Linked DNA regions of Mus musculus: region 2 is linked to region 1. The links are chromatin loops, found by intact Hi-C in ENCODE. Cell type or tissue: heart. All regions are shown on one strand. Each heading gives the region's core, and the rest is flanking DNA. Links, peaks and the distances in the headings are about the cores only.

The links. Hi-C counts contacts between places; a loop is a spot of excess contacts. Peaks named below come from ENCODE experiments on the same cell type or tissue, not always from the same donor. Only the 100,000 strongest peaks of a DNase experiment are listed, where the experiment ranks them.
Region 2: it touches region 1 in a loop (2.7-fold over the local background); 1 of 42 quality-filtered maps calls a loop at or near these places.

What each region holds. Positions count from the first base shown.
Region 1 is chr10:86,775,199-86,786,014 of GRCm38, reverse strand. Ttc41 (tetratricopeptide repeat domain 41) reads right to left here. Exons shown (of 16, transcript NM_001003910.2): 15 at 9,956-10,085; 16 at 9,172-9,860. The coding sequence ends at 9,194. Nt5dc3 (5'-nucleotidase domain containing 3) reads right to left here and starts at 7,010. Exons shown (of 14, transcript NM_175331.3): 1 at 6,704-7,010. The coding sequence starts at 6,905. In heart, for the core only: CTCF peaks have their summits at 6,460 and 8,992 (motif pointing left); DNase peaks (open chromatin) are centred at 7,064 and 7,234; H3K4me3 peaks cover 2,860 bases; H3K27ac peaks cover 3,156 bases.
Region 2 is chr10:86,684,553-86,695,368 of GRCm38, reverse strand. It overlaps Hsp90b1 (heat shock protein 90, beta (Grp94), member 1), which reads left to right. Exons shown (of 18, transcript NM_011631.1): 12 at 750-1,019; 13 at 1,210-1,455; 14 at 1,856-1,992; 15 at 2,905-2,983; 16 at 3,074-3,229; 17 at 3,621-3,740; 18 at 4,241-4,528. The coding sequence ends at 4,267. It also overlaps the pseudogene 1810014B01Rik. Among named protein-coding and RNA genes, the nearest start is that of Hsp90b1, 15 kb to the left of the region's middle. In heart, for the core only: a CTCF peak has its summit at 5,991 (motif pointing right); no DNase peak of the experiment used is centred there; H3K4me3 peaks cover 578 bases; H3K27ac peaks cover 200 bases.

The sequences.
Region 1 (10,816 bases), core at 1,488-9,487:
ACCAACTCCCAAAGATCATCCTTTGACCTCCACACAATAAATATAAAGTCTTGGGAAAAAAAAGTCACCTAAAGTGAAGAACCAACTCACTAACTAGGAAGCTTTCCTATAAAGCTCAGTCTCGACCAGCTATCCTCCCCCAACCCCCGCAGTACTAGCTGTACCATACTGTGCAGCAGTTGACTTAATAAAATAGGACCACGGGCTTCCAGGTACAAGCTGGTGTGTAGAAGACACCCTGAAGGAAACAGTTCTTTAACCAACCAACATAAGCTTTCAACGTGGGAAATTATAAAGCTGCCAGAAAAGTTTTTTTTTTCTCCTCCCTTCCCTTCTCTAAGACATATACAGTCAGTTCAGAAAGGACAGAGTGATTTTGCTGACCATGCATGAGGGCAGAAGGACTGCAGCCAGCATTGACCTCCGAGGGCATCTTAGCTTACCAGCTGCTTACCCCCAAAAGAGCCAGGCACTTCCCTCCACTATGAAGTGGGCAGAGTGCACAACTCCCTGCAGCCAGGACCAAAAGAGATGGACAAACTAGACCATACACCAAACTGTCCCAGGGATGGCACCTGAATGTCATTGTCTTTTTTAAAGCAGCCATATACACAAGAATAGCTTTGTGATTCAGCCATTCAAAAGTTAGTAGCTTTAAAGGCAAGCAGAGGCCAAGTGGGGCTATCAACAAAGAGTCCCAAGACTGTCAATGTCCACCCCACCTAACAAAGGGAAGGGTTGAAAGTTACAATGTAGGATGTTTGTCCAAGTCTTTCCCTTATCACTACTATGGTGTCTAAGACCAGAGAACTATCAACAATATCCACCTAAAGGGCCATTTCTAAAGAACCAATTGTGCTACTTGTAGATGCCAAGAAAGGTACAAACACAATAGAAAAAACCCACATCCTACCATTCAGCCAAGAAATAAAAGCCCTCCCTCCATCCAGCGCTCTCCAGCCTCACCCCTACCTCTCCAGCTTCACCCCTACCCAACACCTCCCCTCACTTTGGTTTATCATCCCTGAGTTACTCCAGACATGTCATCTGCAGCATTACTGGGCTTAAAAATCACCTTTAATTAGCATCTATCTGTAATCTGAGCCCAACGTGTGCTGGGAAAAGCCTGTGATCCCAACACTTAGGGTGCTAGGGCAGGAGAATCATGAGATTGAGCTTATGCTACGGAAAAACCAAACAACAACAACTCAACCTGTGCCAAGAACCTTGCCTGGATAAAATAAAGAGACCTCTCTCTGTCTCTCCCCCTCCCCATCTTTCCCTCCCTCCCTCGAGTGTGTGTGTGTGTGTGTGTGTGTGTGTGTGTGTGTGTGTGTGTGATGTGTCGCAGCTGAACTCAGAGCTCACTGATACAGTTTCTTTAGCTAGCTAACTTGCTTCCTACAGGTCCCACCTTTACAGTGGGTTCAGGGGGACCCTGTTCCTCTGCTTACATGACAAGCTCTTTACCCACTGAATCATCTCTCCAACTGAGTGATTCATCTGTAGCCTGACTTTTGCTGCTGAGGGCCAAGATTCTCTGAAACCACTGTGAAAATAGCTGAATGAGCTACCATTTAGTACGTGGAATTAGGGTTGGGAATGTGGCTCAGTCAAGAGCACGCACAAAGCTACCTAGCTAGCATGCACAAAGCTCTAAGCTCAAGCTCAGCACCCATAAAACCAGCCATCAAGGAACTATTGTGATCCCAGCACAAATAGGAGACAGGAAGATCAGGAGCTCAAGGTCATTCTAGGTTGCATTGAGAGTTCAAGACCAGCCGAGGCTAGGAAAAACCCAAAGAAAACCAAACAAAAAATATCTGGAGTTAATTTGTTTTCTTTCACTGAGGAATGCATCCTGAGAAGTGTAGAGAAGACGACAAAATAGTAAGGGAGATTAAATGGTAATTTTGATACCAGCCTTTGAAGACAAAAAAAAATTAAATTTTAAAAATCAGTATTTCTCAACCTTGGTGGTGCTGGCTCATTTGAGAAGCCTTTCTACAAACATTGCTGGGCTGGAGATCTTACAATGCTTATATAATATGTATAGAGCCCTGGGTTGGATCCCCAATACCGACAACCCAGCTAGGTACAAACAAAGTCTCTATGCTGAGCTGTGTCAGTATGTATCACCCAGGATATGAGTCTTTTTACATGTTTGGAATAACAGAAAACCAAACCAACATTGGGGTGTGATTCAGGAAACCAATGAGATCACACATAAAACGGCTTGGGAGTGTACAATTGCCAAGTGCAATCTAATAGCGCAAACAAGCCTATTTACCTAAGGACACAGTACAAAGATTCTGCAGGCTCTTAAATGGACTCCTGCCTCCATATCCTGTCATTCTCAACTGCAGAAGGGAGCGCACTTCCAGTTGGACCACAAAAAAATCAGCCACTATTAGTAACATGAATTCGAACTAAAAAATTATTAGAAATTCCAAAATACAGAACCCCGAAATAGGGTTAACACAAAACACGGGGCTTCAAGGTCAAATGTATCCAGGAAGCAAGATACTGACATCCTTTCTCTTGGAGACGCATGACTTTCAAAGCTAGTACTGAAAAGCCCAGCTATAAAGAAAGAAAAGAAAAAAAAGAAAGAAAATCTTTCATGTGGAGGTTTTTTTTTTCCCTAGCTCCATCTCTCAGAAGACTGTGGAACAGTCTGAGCGATGTGAGTCTAACTTGACAATTACTGAAGAGCATCTCTCTAACAGACTGCAGCCCCTTGAGGAATGCATGTGTGTCATAACTTACTGCGGAGCACATTATGTATAGTGAGAATTAATTATCTTTGTGTCCAATGCTGACTTTGTACCTATTCTGCTTGCAACAATATTCCCTGCTAAGTACCTAAGCAGTGTGTGTGTGTGTGTGTGTGTGTGTGTATAGTATATGCCTACATGCACTCGTTTGTGTGTGTGTGCCCAATGTGCACTGGTGCAGAGGCCAGAGGAGGGCATCAGATGTCCGCTACCACTCTGCCTTACTGCCTGCAGACAGCGTCTCTCACTGAACCCACAGCTTGCTGGGCTTTTTTGTTTGTTCATTTGGGTTTTTGCTTTTATTTGTTTGGTTGGTTGGTTTTGTTTTGTTTTGTACGTCTGTCTGTCCAGCAAGCCTCAGCAATCCTCTGGTCTCCCCACCTGCTAGCTGGTGGCTCAGTGAGGCGCCCCTGAGCCTTTTATGTGGGTTCTGGGATCTAAAACTCAGACGCCATGCTTGCAGGAAGTTCTCTTGCTTACTGAATCACATTCCCAGGCCTCACAAATACCTAATTTCTGGTGGACTATCAACTTCTTTCAGCCCTGAACTTTGAATAAACCCTTCCACATCCCTGAATAAAGTCTGTGGCGCTCTACAGTAACTCAGAGTTTACCTTCTTCCACTATGACCTCACCAAAGGGGTGTGTATTCTAATGAGCCCAGCTAGAGCAGATTAACTCCTTTAAAAAGAAAGTGAGGAAGAGGGAAGAGGGAAGGAGAGAGGGAGGGAAAGAAGGAGGGAGGGAAGGAGGGGAGGGGAGGGGCGTGGGGAGGGAGGGAGGGAGGGGAGGAGGGAGAGGAGGAGGGAGGGAGGAGAAAGGGGCTCAGAACAGAAGCAGGCTTTATAGAAACTATAAGTTTCTCTGTATATCCAAAGCTGACTTGAAAATTTTGTTTTTTAATAAATTTCAATTAAAATGGAGAGAAACAAGGACTGAGGAAGAGTGCATTATAACAAAATCTAAAAATCACACCCCTTGCCTGGCATGCATTTCAAGGGCTGGGCCTGAAACCCCTGTTGTGATTACAAAAGGGATCAAGTGACCAGGAAATAAGATTCTTCTGTCAAACAGTAGGAAAGTAAAACCATTTTATCCTGAGGAGATTACTGAGGGTGGGGGGTGGGGGTGGGGGCAGACTTCTGTGCGCTCACACGTATACACACACATACACACAGCCAGTCATCGATGCAGCCCCTATCCCTCTTCCAGACTCCACATCCCTGTCAGGCCGCTCCACAGTCTGGCACAGGCAACAGATACTGGGCACCTCGGCCCAGATTCACACTTGAGAATCAACAACCTTAAAACCCTCTGCTGGATACTTAATGCCTGCTCACATGGGCACAGACATCAGCTGGAGGAGGGTAGAGAAGATGAGGACTCAAATGAGACAAAAAAGGCAAAGCCAGATTAAAATCCCTGAGTTTTCAAAGGTGACATAGAAACTCCTTGTGAATGTGCACGAGGGGGGATGGGGGGTGCGGCACACCATGAGCCAAGCCTGCAGTGAGGGGACCTGCGCATAAGTAGCAACATCTCAAGGGAATGGGCTTAGGCAAAAAAAAAAAAAAAAAAAAATGCTATGTTAGGGCCAGGTACAGTGGTGCAGGACTTTAATCTTAGAACCAGAAAGATATCTGTGAGTTCCAGGCTAGCCTGGTCTACAAAGCAGAGTTCCAGGACAGCTGGGGCTATACAGAAAGACTTTGTCTCAAAAACTAAAAAATAAAAATAAAAGAGGAGGAGGAAGAAAAGAAAGAGGAGAAAGAAGAGAAGAGAAGGAGGAGGAGGAGAAGAAAAAGGAGGAGGAGAAAGAGGAAGAAGAGGAGGAAGAGGAAGAAGAGGAAGAGGAAGAAGAAACACCAAGCTATGTTATCCCCTTACTGCAACTAAGGGCCAGAGAGGAAGAAACTCAGCTTTTCATGCTCCGGACTTAGCACCCCAAACCGACACTCCCCAGGACTGATCTCTGTCTACAACCCAATACTGCTTTATTCTCAGAGGCTAACTGGGAGGGTGGGGGGACTCATTACACCATACCAAAACTCTACCACGTCAGTAATATCCCCATTTTCTGTATGGGTGAACAAACTTCAGGACCTTTCTAATTCTCACAGGCCACAAGGGGTAAACCCTGTCTAAAATATCAAGAGAGAAGAAATTTTACCTCTAGTTTCTTCTAAAGATGCAATTACCCTTCAACCTTTGGAGACTGGCTTCCTACCCCCACCCCACAGACACACTCCACAGTGTAACTCCCTAAAATATACATTTTTTTTGTATGTTAGATGAATGGTACTCTTCTTTTTATTGTTAAGTATTGTTCCATAGTAGGTACATACCAAAACACTGAGTCATTTAACCATAGCTCACTCCTCAAGAGGACATGTGTGAATTGTCCCAATCCCACAGCCAAATGGGTTTAAATATTGTATAGGGGTTTCTGTATTTCATTCTCTCCATACATGTCAGTAAAGTTTTTAACCAAAAATACAGAATAGCCTGGCATAGTGGCACACACCTTTAATCCCAGGATTCCAGGAGAGAGACATGAGATCTCTCTGAGTTCGAGGCCACCCAGGTCTACAGAGTGAGTTCCAGGACTACAGAGAAAAATCCTGTCTTAAAAAAAACAAAAAACAAAAACAAAAAAAACCAAAACAAAACAAAACAAAAGAAAAGAAAAACAAAAGACAGGAGTAGTGAGTGGTTCGTGTCTATAACTCCAGCACTTGAAAGACTGAGGCAGGAGGATTGCTTCAAGTTTAAGGTTACCTTAAAACCCTGTCTCAAAAAGACCAAAAAGAAAGAGGAAACTAAGCAAGAGAGAAGAGCTGACAGGGCCCTGACAGGACACACGTTTGCCTGGAATGGTGGTTCCCGCCCGCCTGGAAGGATAGAACACACAGGAGACTCATGACTTTAAGGCCTGGAATACACAACCCATCTCAAAACACTTGCCTGGCCAAAACCAATAAGCCACTCTTTCAAAGAAGTCTCCATTGCTTACACCTCGGAATGTGTTGTGAAGATATTCCAGGTGGGTTTTGTTTCACTTGAACAGGCATGTGGCCAAAGATGCAAATGGAAATCCTACAAAAACGTTCCCTCACCAACCCCCTTCCTCATGTAGCACCCTCCCCAAACCACCCCCTCCCCAAATCCCAGTGTCCTCTGACAGCTTCAGTGTCTGTGCTTCACTGGCCCTTTACTCCAGGTTCCAAACGTTTGACTGCAAGAAGCACAAAGCAACACACAGGACAATGGATTCCCGACCCTGAGTCAAAATCAGTTTTTGCTTAGGCCCCTTGCTCGCCCTTCCCGTCTACATAATGGACATGACCCCCTCCTCCGGAGGCTATGGGCGATTCAGAGTCGACATCAATACCTGATACTATTATAATCTGGTTCCTCTTTCCATTCCTTCTCCGATTCCCTAACCGCCCAGCCAAGCTCTTTCTCAGTTCACCTGACCACAAGTATTCCTCTTCTCCTCGCAGAGGGCGGTGGATAACCAGACCACCCTCCCCTTTCAAACAGCACATTTTATCTACTCCACCCTGCAAAAGGGAGACCGGCTCATCCTCCTGACCCAGTCGCCTGCGCTGGAGCCTGTCTAGGACAGCGCGGCAGCAAGCTGGGCTGCTACTACCATTCCCAGGGTGAATGACACCTAACGGTGTTTGGGGGAATGTCTTCCTACCGACGCCCTTGGAACTCTCGCAGCGGCCCAGAGCACTTGCGATGTACACTCCAGATTTAACAATCCCCAGGTATGAAATAGCTTCCCCGGCGGGGGAAAGCCAAAAAAGAGTTGCGAAGTTTTAGAGTCGCCTTCCCCGCGGGGGCCGCGCGACAGAGGCAGGGTGCGGGGGACCCGAGGGGTCCTCGAGTGGGCGGCGCAAGCTGGGACACGCACTCACCGTCCGTGCTCCTCTTCGCCTCGTGGTAGCGCGCCCACAGGTAGCTTTTCATGTCCACGGCAGCCGGGGCAGCCGGGGCAGAGCACAGGCGCCGAGCGCAGCCCGAGCGCGGTCGTTCTCGAGCCACGGCCCCGCCGCAACTCCGCAGCCCTGCCGCCGCCCTCGCCCCGGCCCCGCGGGCCGCCGCTGCCACCGTGGCCATGCTGCCTCTAAGCTGCCAGTGGCACGGATGGCCAGCGTCGCGAGGCTCCGGGACGCACGCCGGCAGTTCCTACGTCTGAGCAAGTGCCGGCGCGGCCCAAGAACCACCCACGGTGGGGCGGAGCCGGGGGCGAGGCTGGGGAGGTGGGCGGGTTCTAGAGGGAAGCAGGAGGCGGGGTCAAGGATTAGGCTAGGAGCTGCGGGATGGGTGGGGCCTGAGCTGGGTCAGGGGCGGGGCCTGGTTGGAAAGAGGAATGCCCCGGCTGAGTAAAGAATAGGGTCTAGAGAGAGAATGAGTTGGACCATCTCGATTGCGTCAGAGGCAGAGTCAGGGACCGAACCTGGGGAGACAGAGCCGGGGGCCTAGGCCAGTTAGAGGCTGGGTCAGGTGTGGGCCTGTGGAAATGGAGTGGGACGGAGTCTGGGTTGAGTCAAAGGCGGAGTCAAGGGCGAGGCCTTAGAGAAAGCGGGTTGGGCGTGGCCGGAGCTGCCAGGGCTCAGCGCCCGGTCGGCTGCGGTCACTTCCTGACCCGCGAGGCAGGAGGGGGCGGAGGGTGGTTGAAGTCACACGGGCTAGGATGACTCATCTCCGACCCTATCGCTGCCAGCAAGACTCTGCTCTACCTTCCTCTTGCCTTCCGTGGCGGGCCCCAATTCTGATTGCACTGATGAGTGTACGCACTATCCATCTCTGATCCCAGTCTCTGGAATGCGACCCACTCCGTGTCAAAGGCTTCTGCAGGTATCTCCTGGATCTCAGGTGCCTCTCTGAGACTGCCCTGAGGCTGAGCTTGGGCCTATCCAAGAGTTGCCCTTTAAAGAGTTGCTGGGCCGAGATTACACTCGAGGTCTAAAGTCGTCTGCAAGATCCTGCCCCTGAAGACTCCCGATAAATGTAAATTTCCTTAACAGTGCAGGCCTCTGGAAAGCCGGGTTCCCACCTCCAGAGAGGTCCTCCGGACATGATTAGCAGTCTCCTGCCCACGCTGGCAGCACGCTTGGTACCTGTTCCACTCACTTGCTTAACTGCACTTATTCCATGCCGCTCCTGCGGGACTTTCTATCACCAATTCAAGACCTACCTGAGAAACACTGGGCCCCAAGAAATTCCCAAAGTATCCCATGGTGACCACTGAGTAGGGGGGGGCGGTTATAGTGGGAATGGCTAGAATAATGAGAGGACAGACAAGGCACAGTGTGAGACAACCCCAAGCATTAGCGACTCAAGTTGTGGGCTGGAAGAGTCAGATGTTTTTGTGGAAGGTGATGACACTGGAGCTAGTCCCTGACTGATAATGAAAACCATTAATAGAAAGCTGGCTGTATATTTTATCGCATACACTCTTCCCAGCTGTCTTAAAAGGAACGTACCGCGTCTCTCCTTTAAACACAATGAAACCGAGGCACAACAGAGGTGAGATTGCTTGCCTATCGTCACAGAGCTGAGTCCCCTCTTCTGTTGGGTGGTAGGGAGGACGGTAGCTAGAAAGTAATCCTTAACTGTTACAGGTTAATGTTTTATGGATCAGTGATAAAATTGGAGGACAATAAAATGTGCAAATCGATATGCTATCAAATCCATGGGCTCTGGTCATTAAAAGCTTCCTTTATGACTTGAGGACATTTCACTTCCTATCTTTTCTTATTTTTACTAATAAAAAGTTTTGGTGATAACAATCATCAATTTTACTTAGGTGAATTTTTAAGTCAAAATATACTATAGAATTTTTTTTTAAATTACGATTGGTAAGAGTGCTTCTATATATTCTCTTAGACTATAGGACCCTGTGGAATCACGATTGTTGTACTTACCATAGAAACGTGGATCACTTGAAACCCACCCTTTGTAACTAAAACCAGATACAGCGTTATAAGAGAGTAAGAAAACTGAATCCCCAGACCTGGATAGTGACCACTCCTGCAGAGTTAAAAGAAAATATCTGATGAAAGAATCCAAAATAGGTGCTAGGGACCTGGCGTAGTCTGTTAAGAGCTTGCGAGCACGCGCCAGCACTGCTATAAAAAAATGACAGCCAGTTCCTATGGCCTCAGCACAAAGAACGGAGAGACAGGAAGCCCCCTGGTGCTCACTGACTACTAGGCGAATAGAATCCCCGAGCTCCAGGTTTCAGTGAGATCTCAAAAAATAAGGGGGAAAGCACGAGAACACTGACATCGACCTCTGACCTACACACAAACACGTGTGTGCACACTTGTACCACACACACACATACGCCTTTCAAGAGAAATGAGTAAAAACTCAAAGTACAAAACAGCCCAAAATTATTTTTATTCCTTATTGGGGTCATCTGAGGTCTTCAGCAATTTTGATTCAATCTGAGATCTTCTTGGGAAGCCTGGCTTCTGAGGAGTGAAGCAGTACTGAGGAGTGTGGAAGAGCCACTTTTCTGACACGAGTTCCGATATGGACTTCCAGGGATTGTCCACATTATGAGGTAGCTGCAGGGGTTGCCGGCAGATGGAAGTGATCAGGCCCTTTCTGCTGTCCAGCTCAGCAGAAGAAACACTCTGCCTTGAGAGTCTCACCAAGCCGTTCTTGTCAATGAGCGAGACCGTCTTAAGGGGACAGGCTGCCTTTTTCCTGGCAGGTTGTCTTCTTGGACTATTCCATATTTGTGAGTCTGAAGCCTGACGTTGGAACTTTTCCTCAGCAGACTTGCACAGAATTGGAGCCAAGGTCTTCTTTCCTTTGCCGGGAACATATTTTGGTTTATCTGAAACCAGAGAAGGCTGTGTGCTTTTAACTCTCTGAAACCTACGTATATTCATACACATTGCAGTGTTTACCGTGTCAGAACTCTGAGCGCTGTGGAAGTTTAATTTAGGCACATTCTCCCATAATGAAAAGCCATTCCTAGAACCGTTAGGGAATAGATGGTTCATGCTTTGAGGCCAAGACCTCCTGCCCCGGGACCTCTGGATTTCCCTTAAAAGGCTGCAAAAGATCAAAAACGTGTCAAAACATGGCTGTCTATTAACACAAATACTCAGAAAGTCTACTTCTTTTTGAGATGTGCAAAAGAAACTCACTGTAGTATTCCCTCAATGGAAGCGTGGGTAGGCCCCAGGTGAGCTGCCCTTAAATCAAGTGACCTATACAAATAGCTGACTGCCTCCATTGTGGCATGATGGCAGAAGTCACCTGACAACAGCTGGCCTGCTGGAGAGATGGGAAAAGAGAATATTAGAATTTTTTTTAATTACTAACTTTATACATGTAAAAGATTTATAAGGCCAGCATCAGAGCACCATCTGTCCTAGTACCCTGCCAAAGACATTGTCACCTTCATCTGGAGTGAAGAAACGGTCAGATATGGATACAAGGATACTAGGTCTGAGTAGAAGAGACAGAAGTTGACTAGATACTCTTCAGACATAAAAAAGGAAGGTGAGAAGGGGGTAAGATAGGAGGGATCAGTGCTGTCAGCTGAAAGAGACAATAAGTGCAATGAAGCCCTCAGGAGAGCAGCTCAGGTGTAGGGAGCTGGCCCAGCATGCGCTCCATCCTCAAAAACAGCAACAACAACGAACACACACACATGCACACACACACACACACATGCACACAGGCAAACTGAATAGGATATTCTGGGATTGAAACCCAAGATGCTATAACTGATAATACTGCTACACTATAGGAAGAGAATCTGTGGAGATTATTGATCGTTGGCCATTCAACCGATAATCATCTTACATCCTAGTTCTGTTTCCTAACTTGATTATTGGATTGTTGTGCTGTCCTTGTACCTTGAAAACATTCTTGGAAGTAGACAGAGACACAACTGCAATCATCTTTCGATGATCCCAAAAAATGTGTACATGTGTGCGTGTATGTGGAAGTGTGTGTGTGTGTGTGTGTGTGTGTGTGTGTGTGTGTGTGTGTGTGTGTGT
Region 2 (10,816 bases), core at 1,585-9,584, 91 kb after region 1:
TTACCCAGGAGTAACAGAGTAGGAAACTATAGAGATGTAACTCGGTGTCAAATTTATTTGCTGTGCTTATGACCCTGGGTTTGAACCACACTGTGTTTGTGAGTTTGCGCAAGCACAGTCAGAAAGAAAGCAGTTCTAGCAACTAGATGTTGAAGCAAGTGCAGGAGGGCTGGGCTAGTCTTGAACTATTCAAAGAAATTCTGCTGGACACATCAGTGCATGCCTATAATCTTAATAGCTTGAAGGAATGAGGTCATAGTTAAGTGAGGGTTTATTAGCAGTTTTAGGCTACCCTAACTTAGGACTATCTCAAAAAGGAACTTCTTTTATTCTGAGATTATTGGGTCTCAGAGCTGATACATTCCCCCAACATAGTAAGGAATACCGTTTTGAACAGAGCTGAAGCCAGGGAACACACCTACCAGTTGTCTGGTCCACAGTCACCCACATACTAGGCCTTTCAATAAGCCCCCTTTTTGCCAGTATTGTAGTGATTAGAAGACTAGGTGGGGTTTTGTTTTTAAACATTTGAAAATATTAGTCATTCTGTCAACATATCTGAGTTCTAGCATTGGAATATATTAGAAACAGTTGTCGTTAATTCTAACACAGTCTGATGTGGGAGTGCCCTGGTGCTTCCTGTCCCTTGCTGAGTGGTGTGGCAGTTGTGCTGTCTCAGTTGCTGCTATCCTGGTCTCAGAAGCAAAGGTTTGAGATAAACCTTCCTAACCAGATTCCATTTTCTTTAGGTGATTAGGAAGAAGCTTGTCCGAAAAACTCTGGACATGATCAAGAAGATTGCTGATGAGAAGTATAACGACACTTTCTGGAAGGAGTTCGGCACGAATATCAAGCTTGGTGTGATTGAAGACCACTCAAATCGAACACGGCTTGCTAAACTTCTTAGGTTCCAGTCTTCTCACCATTCAACTGACATTACTAGTTTAGACCAGTATGTGGAAAGAATGAAGGAAAAACAGGACAAAATCTACTTCATGGCTGGGTCAAGCAGAAAGGAGGTAAGATGAAGTGCAGCTGCTAGGGTCCCTGGGAGCTGGAGGCATACAGCCAATGTGGGAGAGGAAATAAGTTAATTGTGTAGCTGGGATAGTTAGGCAGACACCAGAGGACACTACCTTTAGTCTTTGTCTCACACAGCTAATGTGCCAAGGCAGAACTTGAAAACACATACTTCTTTTAATCTTGTAGGCGGAATCTTCTCCATTTGTTGAGAGACTTCTGAAGAAGGGCTATGAAGTCATTTATCTCACAGAGCCTGTGGATGAATACTGCATTCAGGCTCTTCCCGAGTTTGATGGGAAGAGGTTTCAGAATGTTGCCAAAGAAGGGGTGAAGTTTGATGAGAGTGAGAAAACTAAAGAAAGTCGGGAAGCAACAGAGAAGGAGTTTGAACCTCTGCTCAACTGGATGAAAGATAAGGCCCTCAAGGACAAGGTATTTGGGGTTTGCAGACTTCAGTGTCTGCACATAGGAATTATCAGCATGCTAATCCATACTCAGTTTGTTCATTACCACTAGCGATTGTAGACAGTGGCATGTGCCTCACCTGTAACCTCGGGTGTAACAGCAGGGACCTGGAGACGTAGCTCAGTGACAGACTCATTTGCTGTGCTGAAGACCCTGGCACCCATCCCTGCCAAGAAGCTTCCTGTTGCTATATACTGATGTTGTACTAAGTTTTTACAGGTTTAAAGATAAATTTGTAGTTGAAAGAAAATCCAGATTGACTGAGTGTCCCTCCAGGATTCCTGAGTCCTTCTGTCTGTTCTCTATGATGGTGACTAGCACTGCTTACTGCTGATCCTTACTTCTGTCTAACGTTTCTCATTCTAAGATAGAAAAGGCTGTGGTGTCGCAGCGCCTCACAGAGTCTCCCTGTGCTCTTGTGGCCAGTCAGTATGGATGGTCTGGCAACATGGAGAGGATCATGAAGGCACAAGCATACCAGACGGGCAAGGACATCTCTACAAAGTAAGAAACGGGATGTCCCTACCAAGATGCCAGCTCTTATTCTCTTGATCTGCTACATGAATCATCCTGAGCTTCCTTAGTTTGCTTTAGAGTAATTACGAATAATGTCCATATTTACATCACGACTCACTAGGGGTTTGGTTTTGTTTTGGGTTGTTTTGAGACAGGGTTTCTGCAGAGTTCTGGCTTTCCTAGAACCCTGTAGACCAGGCTGGCCTAGAACTTACGGAGACCCATCTACCTCTTATCTCTGCCTTTCCCTACTGCTGGGGTTAAAGGCGTGGCAAACCATGCCTGGCTTTCTAAGACTTAGGTTCTACGTAAAGAAAACTGCTGTATATTTTCTATCTAACATTGTAACGCCATTTAAAACCCAACTGTCAGTGTCAGGAAAGTTACTGACCATTCAGCACTTACTGCATTGACACTGTAGTTCTGGCCTTTGGGAGCATCAAACTGTTTCGATGACTCTCAGCAGTGCCCTAAGCCCTAGATGGATGTGTGGTATATCTGGCCTTGGAAGATGCTAATGAGCATGGGTGTGTATAGAACGTACAGGAAATTTAATTGGAATTAATTTAAAAATAAGTGAATTTTTAGGGACCCATACTGGTAAAGGCATATTGGAGATTATATATTTACACGGCATCCACAACTATGTGGCTCATTGGTATAGTTAAATTATTAAGGGGATGAACAAGACATTAAACCAGCATAACTTCATTCACCCAGCAGAACTTGATTACTTTGACTCATCATTAAGTAGTCCCTTCTTCATTTTTTCACCTAACCATGGCTATGTCCACATCAAAGGAGGCTTTTTTTTCCTTCTGTAATTAAAGCTAGAATACAGTAGGCATGTAGACCCTAAAATTGGTGTCTTAACCTAATGCTCATTTTGTCCGTAAACAGTTACTATGCCAGTCAAAAGAAAACGTTCGAAATCAATCCTAGACACCCACTGATCAGAGACATGTTGCGGCGGATTAAGGTGAGCAGTGAGGGGCTGCTCTCTTGTGGCCTTAAAAGGAATGCTTTGTAAGCCTTACCACCGATGCTAACCAAGCGTACCTTCTATCAGGAAGATGAAGATGACAAGACAGTCATGGATCTTGCTGTAGTTTTGTTTGAAACGGCAACACTTCGGTCAGGATATCTTCTACCAGACACCAAGGCGTATGGAGATAGAATAGAAAGAATGCTTCGCCTCAGTTTAAACATTGACCCTGAAGCACAGGTTTGTGTGCCCTTAACTCTAGCATGGCTGACCCCCCAGGGTAGCACCACCTGCGAAATTAACAAGAAATCTCCTGTGTCTTCTTTCTTTCCCATCCGCTACCCCTGACACAGGGTCTCTGTGTAGCCCTGGCTATCCTGGAACTCACTTTTAGACCAGGCTGGCCTTGAACTCGAGGATCTGCCTGCCTCTGCCTACAGAGTGCTGGGATGAACTCGAGCGCCACCGCCACTCAGCTTGGCTTCTTCCTTTTGCCTCTCTTGCTAGTTTCCCTGTTAAGGCAGATCAGATTGACTGCAGTACTTGCTAAATCACCCATTTTGATCTTAAACACTTAGATCAAAATAGAGGTAGATGGAGGCCATTTACAGGTTGTGGATGTCACCTTTAGGTGGAGGAAGAACCAGAAGAAGAGCCTGAAGACACCTCAGAAGACGCAGAAGACTCAGAGCAGGATGAGGGAGAAGAGATGGATGCAGGGACAGAAGAAGAAGAGGAGGAAACAGAAAAGGTCTGAGAGGGATGGGCAGATGGGGTAGCATGAGTCTAGCATGACTTCTAGTATCTAGTCACTAAGGAGTAAATCGACACAGAAGTTGGCATTTGATACCAGCCTTGGAATCTTTGTGGGTGGGGTGTTTATTTCTTATTTTCTAACCGTTTACAAGATCTTTTCAAGCAGATTGCTTACCCTGCCCCCAGTGCTTCTGTGAGGTAACATTTGGTTGAACTTTTTGGGAGGTGGGGGGTGGGATATCCTTTCTAGGTAGTCCTGGCTTGCCTCCCAAATGCTAGGATTAAAGGTATAAAAATGACTACACCTCACTAGCATTAGGTAGTTACAAAGTTTTGATTACTTGTATTTAGGCATTGATCTTGTTGGTGGATTTTGAATTATCTTGCCAATAAGCAAGTACAAACAAAATAGTAGAAATTGTTTGAATGTGAGCCTTTTCTGTACGGTAAAGTTGACTGCTAGTTTGTAATGTCGCCTGACCTTTGTTTTCACAGGAATCTACAGAGAAGGATGAATTGTAAATTATACTCTCGCTATGAATCCCGTGTGGAGAGGGAATGTGAAGTTTTGAAGTCATTTCTTTTGAGAGACTTGTTTTGGATGCTTCCCCAAGCCTCCTTCTCCCCTGCACTGTAAAATGTTGGGATTATGGGTCACAGGAAGAAGTGGTTTTTTTAGTTGAATTTTTTTTAACATTCCTCCTGAATGTAAATTTGTACTATTTAACTGACTATTGGTGTAAAATCTTGTCATGTGTATAAAAATAAAAAAAGATCCCAAATACTCAGTGCTTATTTTCATAACACAAACTGGGAATTATCTAATACTTGACTTATTTTCCTTCCTGTCTGTTGGGCTTTTTAAACGTTTAAAAAAAAAAAATCCAAGTAGCTTGTTTGTGGTTTGGTGTGTTTCAGATCTCTTGGTTTTGACTAAACAAATCCCAAATACATGTAAATATTCCTCTTCTAGAGATCAGAACATAATCTGAGTGGCTGTGGCCCCTAGACTTGGTGATGTATGTACAGGAAGGGGAAACTGAATATTTAATATCTTCAAAGATTATAAAAGAACTTAAGACTGAGAAGTCCTCACAGTAAAGTCTACACTATAATAAAAAGTAACCAGCCAGTGTTTTGCAACATGCTCTCATATGCTATGTAACTCCAGCTGGCCTAAAACTCGAAAGATCTGCCTGCCTCCTGAGTGCAAGGATTAAAGGCATTCATACAAGGGTAATTTTATTTTAAATTTACTTTAGGTGAGCATGATGGTGCACTTGGGAAACAGGCCTCTGGGTTAAAGATCTGTATGTCACAGCCAGTTCAACGACTAGAGAGACTGTCAAATGATGTGTTTTTATTTGCCTGCCTGCCTGCATGTACACATCTGTCTGTCTACATGTATGTATATGTGTGTGTGTGCCTAGTGCCCATGACAGCAAGGCAAGCAGATCTCAAGTTGAAGGCCAGTCTGATCTACCTGGCAAGTTCAGGCCAGATAAGGTTACATAGTGAGACCCTCTCAAAACAAACTCCGCTTCAGAGTCCTAGCCTGCTCATTACAGTGGGCACACAAAAACATCTTTACAGTGTAGATGCAGTTCTGTGACTTACAGAACCTAGGTTTATGAATAGGAAGGCAATACACTCATACACATAAGTCTTTAAAAATCTGTTTACTTTTGTATATTTATAGGTTGGACACAATCTTGAAACAAGTTCATTTCCTACAGCTTATTTATGTTGAAAACTAGGCCTGACAAGCTGTGCCATTAGTTCTGAAGACCTTGTGTGTAGTATTCTTCCTTCCTTCCTTTTTCAGGCTTTGGGTGGAGGCCTTCAGTGCTTTCAGTTCCAATAGCCCAGCCCCTGCCTCTTCAGTGTCTTTCCTTCATTTCTCTCATGGCATTAATGCTCACAGTGCATTAGGCCCCCCTCATGGCCTCATTCTACAGTCACATGCACTGAGGGTTAAGTAATTATATTTTTAGGGACATACTTAAACTCAGCTTCTATGTACAAAGAAAATGTCAATTTTAACTTTCTCAAATTTGGGGGTTTAATTATCTTGACAAGCTAAATCACCAATGTTGTATTTCCATTAGGTACACAATCCCAAATAACTTGAACTTTAAATATTTTTATACAGTTTAGTACAGACAGTATTTAGTTATATCTTAGACCCTATAAGTATTATCACTGATTTTTAAAAAAATATTTATTTATATATAAGTACAGCATAGCTGCCTTCAGACACACCAGAAGAGGGCATCAGATCTCATTAGAGATGGTTGTGAGCCTCCATGTGGTTGCTGAGCAGTCAGTGTTCCTAACTGCTGAGCAATCTCTCCAGGCCCCTACCCCCAATGATTTTATTTTATTTTATGTAATTTACAACTTGCCATTATAATCAAGTTCAGAGAAGAATCATAATTGAGGGAGCCACTGCAAATGGTCTCCTGTGATATTGAAAGTCACCTACCTAGTCAAACGCTAGAGATGCTCTTAGGCGGTTCTTAAGAGACACTGGACCAGGCATGGTCCTTTACACCTGTAATCTCACTGTTTGGGAAGTGGAAGCAGAAGGACTCTTAGTTTGATGTCAGCATGGGCTACACACACAGCAAGACCTTTTTGTAGAGACCTATAGATCCTGTGAACTAGAGGCCAGCCTGATCTACATAGCAAGTTCTAGGTGAGCCTAGAATGTATAGTAAGACTATCTTTAAAAAAATATTAAGATTTGTTATGTATACAGCATTCTGCTTGCAGGCCAGAACAGGGTACAACTCATAGATGGTTATGAACCACCAAGTGGTTGCTGGGAATTGAACTCAGAACCTCTGTAAGAGCAGACAGTGCTCTTAACCTCTGAGCCATTGAGCCCCCTAAATTAAGTGTTTTAAGAAGTAGTTTTACTTAATAAAGTTTAAAATACATATTTAAGACATTATTCACAGAATTCTTGGCACAGCTGTTATTTTTAAGTTTCTACTGCTGTGAAACATGAGGTTCGTGGCGTCTCTCTTTCAGTCCCAAAAGCTCCATTTAGAGTTCTCCAGGCTTTGGTGGGATTTCAGGTATTGTCTACAAAAAAAAAACAAACAAAAACAAAACAAAAAAACAAAATAAAACAACAAACAACAAAAACAACACACCAAAAAACAAACAAAAAAGCCCCCCCCCCAAAAAAAAAACATACCACCACATTCTGAGACAACAGTTCAATGTGATCTAAAAAGCTTTAAAAAGAACAAAAGCCTCGTGCATGCTACTCAGTACCAGGCCATTTTTATGAGGACTCCTGGTTGAACTGAATTTCTTGCTGTCTGAATAGATCGTCCTGGCAAATCTCAAGTCCTACAGGATGCACAGGGATAAATCCAACTGACTCACAACTATAATTTCAAATGAGAATTCAACATTTGAAAATCCATTCCCACAATATTTGCTCACTCTCTGCCATGCACCAGGCATAGGAAATAACTATTGGTAGTTAATGTACCCAAAAGACAAAGTGGCCATCATGTGACGTGCAAAAAGTCATACATGAGCAACACACAATTCTACCTTTCAGAAAGGCAGAGGGAAATGGGTGCAGAATGTATATGACTGAGTTTGATTCCCAGCACCACAAAGGTACAAAAACAATGGTTTTCAGTACAGTAGAATTGGAACTGTGAGTCTATCACAATAAAATTGTAGAATCTTTTTACTGCTTCAAAAGAAACTCCTATTCCATTCCCAAGTGGTCCCCACAAGCCAACTCTGTCCATATATATTTGCCCATCATATATCATATGTTCTTTTGTTGGTCAATACTTTCATGTAGTGTTTGCAAAGTTCATTCATGTAGGATCACTGAATGCTATTCCCTTATAAAGATGTACCATGTTTTCCATAGGTATTTAGGTATCTGGATTGTTCCCACCTATAAACATGTACAGAATCAAACAAGTAAGTATGACAGATGTCTTAGTGTTTGTTGGGGAGAAAACTAAACTGGGAATTGCTGGAACATATATGCTGTTTGAGGAACTAGCAGACTAGTTACATATCAAAGCAGCTGCGTGACATTCTATTCCCAAGGGTAGTGTATGAAGTTTCCAATTTCTCCCTGTCCTTGACAACTGCTGTTTTATTATGGCCAGCAGAGTAGTGGTTCTGACTGCAGATTGCATTTCTCTGGTTGTTAGAAAATGAGCACCTCTACACAGGCTTTTGGCTCAGAGGGTCACTTCAGAACATGGAGGAGGAAGGGGAGGAAGAGGGGGAGAGGGAGGGGGAGGAGGGAAGGAGGGGAGGAGGGAGGAGGATGTGGAAACAGTCTTGTTTCAGGCTAATAGGATCACAAGGGCAGAGGACCAAACCAAAGACTATGTCTTCAGTTCAAGGAAGTCATCGGTACAGCTGACACAGTGTTCAGCAGGTTAGAAAGCTTAGTTGGTGGACAATGGGAGGGACATAAAGAGTCCGTGGCTTTTGCTTTGGAAGCAGGAAGATACTGGTGAGTTTTGAGGAGAACGACATGGCCTGACTCCAGGATAAAAAAGAGCGATGGAAGCTCTGTTGAGACGTTTCAGGGAAAGCAGGAGTGGAGGGCAGAAGATGGGCAGGAAGCTACTGTCTTAACTGAAGAGAGAAACTGACGGTGGCTTGGCTAGGGTAGGCACAGTGTGGTGATCGAAGTGGACGGATGTGAGTGTATTGTCCATATCTACCCAGTGGCATTTGCTGAGGCACACAATAAGAGATGAATTAGGATGAGACCTGGGGTTCAGCCTAAAGAACTATGAGAATACAGTTGTCTCTTTTGCTGTCCTAATGAGTGAGTTATGCTGGACACCTAAAACAAAGCATCTTAGCTGTTCTCCCTAAGGCAGCACTGAGTGCCAACTTTGGGCAGCCACCACGGTCTCCTCTCTTCTGCTCTCTCCCCAAACCTTTCAGTCATAACAGTGGTGGCTGGAATAATTGCAAAAGACAAGGTAGATAATGGACATAAATCCCTTAAATAATAGGAAAGCATTCAGCATCCTATAGCAGCCAGCCATTTTGGCCTCTACGTCTATCAGTAAAGATTCCCTACTAGCCAAACAGAGGTGGCCTAGGACCCTTAGTACCACTTATTTTAGAGACAGTGGTTTTGTGTTGCTTTCTCCCCACTTACAGGTAGCTGCTGCTAACAACGCTTGCACATCTTCAATAGTAATGAGATGAATCAAGTCAACCTCACAGGATCAAATTCTAGGCATTATTTCCTCGATAAAGTGCAGCTGGCAACTACTCTTGCAGAAACGAGACACAAAACTGCATTTCCATGGAAAGTTCGTGACACTTTCTGTTCCACTGAGTTTCTTGACGCTGTGTGTGTGTGTGTGTGTGTGTGTGTGTGTGTGTGTTTCCCCCTCACTCCCGTGACATGGTTTCTCTGTGTATCCCTGGAACTTGCTCTGTAGACCAGGCTGACTCACAACTATTAGACACAGTCTTGAGTGTTAAGAGCGAGAGAGCACAAGTTATCCAAACACTGGGGACAATCTAAAAGTCAAGAGGGACTGAGCAAAGTGGACTGAACGCGAGGGTCTCACCCCGAGGATGGGCACGCGCCCTACAGCACTCACCAGGTCAGGCCGATAGTACCAATGCACCACCTGGGCCCCGGCTCACATGGCCAGGAGGCTGGAGGAAAGCATTTTCAAGTAGGCGGACCAGGGTACGCCCCCGGGCATGGTGGAGAGCTGGCAGGGACGGAAAGGGCACAGTGTTAGAGGGCTGGGTAGCCTTTAGATGGCCTGACCGCTGACCCTGGGTGGCTGAGTCGCGACACCGCCTCGGGTGCCCCCCGCAACTTCCTCCCCCCGCGACCAGCGAGCGGGGCACCTGCTAGCTGCAGCCAGGGCCCGCCGAGCAGGGGAAGGAGGGCTCGGCGGTTCCTCGCTCCCTCAGCCTCTCAGGGAGACGCTGGAGCCCCTCTTTCCTTCCCACGACTATACGCAGACGAGACTGTACCGCGGAGTGCACGCGCACAGGGAGACAGGTCACAGGGTCGCTTTAGAACCAGGACCGACCTCCAGCGGGCAGGAACCAAAGTACACGGTCCGACGCAGCGACGGAGCGGAAAGCGGGGGGCAACGCGCGCGCTTTGTTTCTGACGGAAGTGGGGCTGGAATTTTGGGGGGCTGGGGACCGATGTTTTGTTTGATTGTTTCCACCCCTTAGCCGGCCTGGGATCCTAGCTCCTAGTTGGTCACTGTCCCAATTCTGCTTTTGCCATTCCTGGCCACTGTGGTGTTTACAGCATCCTTTGATCTTTCGCCCAAAGGAAATGGCACGTGCCCCACGTGGGTAGGAAGAGGCGGGGTTTCGCAGCTCAGAACTTGCAAGGGCAAAGGGAAGATCACACTACAGCACCCCTTCTTAACTGCTTCCTGGGGGTCATCTACTAGATTTCCTGTCTAGCCGATATTTACAAGTCACAGCAAAAGGAAAAATCACAGTTATAAAATAGCAACAAAATTGTATTTTTGAGGCTCACCACAGCCTGAGGGTATTAAATAAAAAATACTGAGGGTGTTGCAGGGTGGAAGCATTAGGAAGGTTGAGAACCAGTGCTCTAGAGAGAGCAGCTCAAAGCTTTATTCTCCTGGTTCCTGCGGTTCTTTGAAACTTTACACAGAGCCACACCCAGGCACAGTACCTTTGGGTCATGGTTTTACTGGAAAAGAGACCTCCAATCACCTTACTTAATGTGAGAGTGTTTTTAAAGATCATGCTTTGATTATGGGTTCAAACTGCAAGTACTTCTCATGCATTAAACCCTTACATGAGGATAGAACAAATATCTTTCTATGCAGGTGCATTGTATAAGTAAATATTTCCATTGTATGTATGTGATAACCAGTAAACAGTAAACCCATGTGACTCCATGATATGCAGGACTGCTCCCACGTGGTAACATCAAAATCAGGATACTGCCCTGTGAAGGTGCAGGTAACTTATATGCCAGAAGTCTTCCCATGCTGGTACATGATGAAAGAACTCAGTGGGGAAACCCCCACTCAGCTC